Regions from separate parts of the Mus musculus genome. Here region 2 is linked to region 1. Evidence: chromatin contacts called from ENCODE Hi-C or POLR2A ChIA-PET data. All regions are on one chromosome and are shown on one strand. Each heading gives the region's core, a stretch centred on a gene start or an enhancer-like site at or near the end of the contact. The rest is flanking DNA. Distances are from core to core; before and after follow the strand shown.

Region 1 (3,110 bases), core at 479-2,978:
CTCGTTTCTTTAAATAAATTGTTTAAAAAGTCAAATATAACAGCAAAGGCAAACACAAGGAAAGGATAAGATTGGGCACAGAGGAACATGTCTGTAATTCCAGATCTCAGAAGGCTGAGGCAGGAGGGGTCACACTGGCCCATGGAGGGGCACTATTTGGAGGTATGGCCTTGTTAAAGAAAGTGTGCCACTGTGGGGTGGGCAAGGAGACCCTCCTCCTAACCATGTGGGAGCCAGTCTTCTCCTAGATGCCTGGAAGCTAGTCTGCTCCTGGCTTCCTTTAGATGAAGATGTAGAACTCTCAGCTCCTCCAGCGCCACACCTGCCTGGGCGCTACCATGGCTGCTGCCATGTTTCCTGCCTTGATGATAATGGACTGAACCTCTGAACAGTCCAGAGCCAGCCTCAATTAAATGTTGTCTTTAGCTGGGCAGTGGTGGTGCACGCCTTTAATCCCAGCACTTGGGAGGCAGAGGCAAGTGGATTTTTGAGTTCAAGGCCAGCCTGGTCTACAGAGTGAGTTCCAGGACAGCCAGGACTACACAGAGAAACCCTGTCTTGAAAACAAAAAAACAAACAAAAAAAAGTTGTCCTTTATAAGTTACCTTGGTCATGATGTCTCTTTAAAGCAATGGAAACTCTAAGATACTTACTTTATCACTTTTAAGGTCTTGTTTTCTCATTCTTTTGAGACAGGGTCTCTTTATTATGTAGTCATCACTGGCCTGGCTAGCTCTGGACTCATAGAGATCACCTGTCTCCCTCCTCCAGGCTGGGATTAAGTGTCCAGCTGTCTGTCTGTCTGTCTTTCTTTCTTTCTTTCTTTCTTTTAATTTATTTATTTTATGTATGAGTGCTCTATCTGCATGAAACCTGTATGCCAGAAGAGGGCATCAGATCCTATTATAGATGGCTGTGAGACACCATGTGGTAGCTGGGAATTGAACTTAGGACCTCTGGAAGAGCAGCCAGTGCTCTTAACCTCTGAGTCTGAGTCTCCAACCCCCTGCCTATTTTTCATTTTCATTTTTCTTTCTTTCCTTTCTTCCTTCCTTCCTTTTTTTTTTTCTTTTTTTTTTTTTTTTTTTGGTTTTTCGAGACAGGGTTTCTCTGTGTAGCCCTGGCTGTCCTGGAACTCACTCTGTAGACCAGGCTCTATTTTTTTCTTTTAAGGGTAGCATTACAATAACCAGACCCAGAGTTCCAGGCCAGCCAGTCAAGACTACACTGTGAGTGTCTGTCTTTAAAAAAATAAAATAAAATAAATCTAATACAAACAAAAAAGACAGAGACCTACTCTCTGATGGCAAAATAGGCTCTTACTGTAAGCTAGCCATATCTCTTAAAGTAGCTGCCCACCTCCATCAGAGCATCCTTCATGTGCACACCGCAAACACAAAGCAGTAAGCACATCCAGAGAAAGGAAGGAAGCCAGTAACAGACTTCACTAAGAAAAGGCCTGACAGAAACTCTAAGCAGAAGCCCCATGAGCGTCACACCACAGAGGGAGAGCTGCCATGCCTCATTTCAAAGAATGTAGTAAGTCCCAACTCACCACAGATAATCTAATGCCAGCACCATGACATTCCTCTCACATGCTCATACCCTTGAGCCACCAGAAATGCAGCCGCCTCTTGCAGAGCTGCTGGAAGCACTTGCACATCAGGGCTCCTTGATCGCCAGCGTTAGGGCTAAATCAAGAGTCTGCTTGAAGTTATGAAAGCAGAGCAGGCTGATCCAATTACATAAGAAAAGTACTCAGTCACACAGGACCATCTGGGCTGTGAATGCTGGGCTCTCTGAACCAAAGTCAGCAGCTTCCAATGCTTTCCCACTGTTAGAATGGCCCCAGATAAAAATGCCTCCATCCATTCTGGGTCAGGACAGCCCTCCCTCAGGGCACTCATTCACTTGCGTGTCCTGTGGAAAAACACACCCCAGATGATTGGATGATAGAACACTATTCTCACAAGCTCATATAAGAATATCTGTATTCTCTGCTTGGCCCCGGGAACATCCAGAAAAGCCGTCATGATTCCCTACAACTACAGACCTTTTGTTCCCTCAGTCACCAACTTAAACCCCAGCACCCCCTTAATCTAAGGACTGCTCCCCAGGAATCTTAAAACCTAGTCCAGCCAACCAGGCTTAATTTACAAAACCAGGAGAAGATGAGACTAAAGGGATAGGCGTTACTAAGGGGAATTCTGGTGGGAAACAAGATCCAAAGACAAAGATAAAGATGCAGGCAACTTCAGCATCCACAGCAGTAGCCAGCACTGTGGAGAGAGTTCCCCCGCACATTTCCTGATGCTGAGCTTAGCAGTCTCTGAAGCTCACGTGGGGGGGAAGCTCAGAGGCAGGGACTTGCCTGGCCTCAAGCAGGCCCTTGGTCTGGTCTTCAGTACCATAGAAATTAACCAGTTAGCTAACTCAAGTGCCTTCTCTTGGCCCTGATCTTTCTCTTCTCACCTGGGCGTATAAGGGCTTTCTTTCCACACCTTTAAATCCTCCCTCATCCTAAGGTTTCACCTTAAAAGTCAGTCCCTCCAAGTTCTCCCGACTGCCCTCTCCTCAGTCAGCCTGGGCTCCCCATTAGCTGCCTACATTGGGAACGCAGCAACAGTTAATCATGTCTTTCATGGAGGTCTTTTCTACTAGGCCATAACTGTCACAGAGGCAAAACCTCAAGCCAGTTTGCTTGGCTGTATCTCTAACACCCAGCACGGTGCTTGGTGCACATTAGGGGAAATGTCCTTATTTGCCATGAACTTGAGAACTATTTCAAAGGAAACAAACCAACCAACCAACACTGAGCATAGTGGCACACACTTAATCGCCAGCCTGAGCTACAACACCCTGCCTCAAGAAACAAAGCAAGGGGCTGGAGAGACGTTTCCACTGTTAAGAGCACTTGCCGTCCTTCCACATGACCCAAGTCTAATCTCTACCTGCTGGCTCACAACCACCTATGACCTGCATGGAGTCTGACACCCTCCTCTCCCCTCCCCAGGCATGTGTGAGCAATCCTGTACACACATGCAATTTCTTTTTAATGAGCTAAGGGTTGGGTTAGAGTTCAGCTGGTAGGAAATGAAGGAGACCGAGAA
Region 2 (3,046 bases), core at 162-2,661, 36 kb before region 1:
TGAAACTCACTCTGTGGACCAGGTTGGCCCCAAACTCAAGAGACCCACCTGCCTCTGCCTTCTGAGTGCTGGGATTAAAAGCAAGCTCACCACCTCCCGGGTTATTTGTTTCCTCTTAATTTCACAAGCACGCAGGCGAGTTCCATAACACTATAACTTCAAGGGAAATGTAAAGGACAGAACTAAGGAAATGAAGATCAAACCTAGGTTCCTTAGCAAATGATCTCTAGTGTACGGCTCAACCGTGAAATTCGGTACACACTTGGCAGCCATTATGAAGGCAAATACAGCTCTGGTTTTAAGAGCCAGGCACCTCAGCATCAAGGCAGGAAAGGCTGAGAGCTCAGTCACAAAGTCGCACTCACAAAGCGGAGGGCTTACCCAGACGTTTTCGGGGACTGAGAGGCAGAAGTTTTACGTCCACACACGGAGTGGTGGGTACAGGCTGGACGTTTCTAAGTTTTACTTCACAATCCCGGGAATTGGGTTTCTTCAGGGTATTAGATAGCTTCTTTTTCGGAAAACCGATGGTAGCTTGTGTCTGGGATCTGGTTTGAGGCATGATGGCCACACAACTGGATACAAAGGAAAATCAGGAGAGCAAAGAGAAAAACACACAGAGCAATATAAATAATTATATTGGGGACCAGCACTCCATAAATCACGTTAACATAGCATTTTTAACATTTAGTTGTGCTTCCCATGCAAATCTATGTAATAAAGGGTAACGTCTGTCTGCCTAGTACGTGTAACATTCCGTTATACACATATTACACACTACAGTCTTACCATACGTCAAATGTAGACACTATTAGCCCTCTCTTAAAGAGATAGTCACAGAAACACACGGCTATCACCCTGGGCACCCTGGGACCAGAAGCCAAGTTCTTACACTTGTATGATGCCAGAAGTCTGTCTCCATTTATTTCTATAATACTTTAGCTCCTTCCCTGCAGACATGTGAGACGTCTTTAGCACTGGTTTGGTTCCAGACCGTCACCTTTAGGCTCTCCCAAGTCCTGGGCAAGGGCAGCTGCGTCCTCTGCTCAAAACTAGCCAGCACTCCACCAAACTCCCGACCCCACCCTACACCGTTTCCTCCCAGCAGCTCTCTCCTTCCCAACGCGGCGTGCTCGAACCGCTTCTAGAGCTCACAACCCCCTCCCTGACCCAGCCTCAGACCCCAGGCGATTTCCCGCTCTCCACCGGCCTTGCTCGGACCAGCCTCACCTCTCTGGACACCAGACCTCGCGGAGCTTTGCACTCTTCAGGGCCGTGTCGCTCAGTGCACACTCCTCGCGTCTCGATCACCACCGTAAAAACTCTCCCGCCACAAATTCTACAGCAGCTGCAAAGTCAACTCGCGCCAAAGCCGCTCTACTTCAGCCTTCTCGTCTCCCGCCAAAGTCCAGCCAGGCTTCTGATTAGTTGTCACTCATCACCACGCCTTCGCCGGTGACGGCCGGCAGCCAATAGGACAGCCCCAGGTCTCAGCGACCACCACGAAGTCACACCCACTCGCCCGGGAGGGCGTTAACTTTTGAGACCTCGGAGGAAAGGCGCGCGTTTACGAGCGCGTCACGCCGTAAAGCCTGGCGGGAAGTGTAGTTTTTTTTTTTTTTTTTTTTTTTTTGCCTCTACGCACATCTACTTCCGTATTTTTATTTCTACTTTGTCCTCCACCCAGCCTCCCCACCGTTGCCTAACGTCCTCATTCTACTGGGCTACCTTTGCTCATCTTATCTGCCAAACATCCCTATTTTCATTATTCTGGTGGGCTAGATTTTAAGAGGGCTACAAGGCCTACTTTTTGGGGGGCGGTCCTGTATGGCATGAAGCAAATGAATGTATAAGGTCACAGAATTTTCTGTGGGGAGGAGCTGATAACTCGAACCAGGGTATTTTTTTGGGGGGCGGGGGGGCAAGTTCTAGACCTATCTAAGCAAACTGACATCATCTCACTATTTGTTGACTTGCGCTTGCTCAGTGAGAAACAAGTGCAACACCAAACGTATAATTTCAAGGTCATACATTCCAAGTGCTGCCTTAACATCCATCTAGCTACACATCATAGGGAGTAAAATTATGTCTCTTTAATTTGAAAATCTCTTATGGCCAAGCACTAGGGTCTGGGACCCAAGGAAAAGAGTTATCGGCAAGGCAAGCTGAGCATTTAATGAAAAATGTAACTAGAGCAGCCATTTGCAGGCAGGTCAGGCTCCAAGGTTACTCGGGTTCTTCTAAAGACCAGAGCCCAATTCTAGGTAATGGTAAAGTCTATGGGATTTTGTTCTTGGTTTGTTTTGTTTTGGTTGTTATTGTTTTCTGAGACTTTTTATTTGTAGCTCTGGCTGTCTTGGAACTACGTAGACTAGGCTGGCCTTAAACTCAAGAGATCTGTCTGGGTCTGCCTCCCAAGTGCTGAGATTAAAGGTGTGCGCCACCACACCTGGCTATAGGATATATCTTTTATTGTCTGATACCAAATAAAACAGACACAAAGCTACAAGTAGGAGCACAACAGCACAATCGCCAGTTACCTCTCATTTCAAATAGCTGGGAAGAGCCAACGTAAGTGTGTGGGTCTGAGCTCGTTATTTTACCTCTATCACCTTAATTAGTCTTTATAAGCACCCGAGGAAGGTTTTTGGTTTTGTTTGGTTTGTTTATTTTTCGAGACAGGGTTTCTCTATAGCCCTGGCTGTCCTGGAACTCACTTTGTAGACCAGGCTGGCCTTGAACTCAGAAATCCCAAGTGCTGGGATTAAAGGCGTGTGCCATCACCGCCCGGCTCCCTAGGAAGTTTTTATAACTAATTGTAAGAGCTGATATTTGCATTTTAAATAGTCTGACAGAAAACTAAACTCTTGACTACCTAATTATGGAGGATTAAAGAGAGTTGGGTTCTAAACAGGTCAAGATGGTGAAGGGGTCCACTCTGTGAAGGTTTTCGAGCAGCTAAGCACTGACTCCAGAAGAAAACGAGCTGCCGTGGTAGATGGAGAACAGGCCACGGAAGGGAGGTTTTCAGCTTGGATGCTGTTTC

Evidence for each region. A loop is a pair of places that touch in the nucleus more often than their neighbours do. ChIA-PET counts read pairs that join two places held with the same protein, here RNA polymerase II (POLR2A).
Region 2: POLR2A ChIA-PET joins it to region 1 with 11 read pairs in embryonic stem cell. The contact joins the promoter of Cdc6 here to the enhancer-like site in region 1. A Hi-C loop is called at or near these places in 11 of 37 maps with a recorded cell type or tissue (CH12.LX, Patski, gastrocnemius and 6 more). POLR2A ChIA-PET finds 5 or more read pairs at or near these places in 3 of 5 experiments (Patski and embryonic stem cell).

The regions. Positions count from the first base shown.
Region 1 is chr11:98,870,814-98,873,923 of GRCm38, reverse strand. The region is part of intron 1 of Wipf2 (WAS/WASL interacting protein family, member 2); the gene reads right to left. Among named protein-coding and RNA genes, the nearest start is that of Wipf2, 8.8 kb to the right of the region's middle. Within about 2 kb of position 1,728, at least 2 of the 3 ENCODE cell types and tissues checked have a DNase peak (open chromatin) inside an H3K27ac peak, as active enhancers do; they include heart and left cerebral cortex, where a contact is called at or near this core.
Region 2 is chr11:98,906,166-98,909,211 of GRCm38, reverse strand. Cdc6 (cell division cycle 6) reads right to left here and starts at 1,411. Exons shown (of 12, transcript NM_001025779.2): 1 at 1,231-1,411; 2 at 382-575. The coding sequence starts at 562. RefSeq lists an enhancer at 2,571-3,046.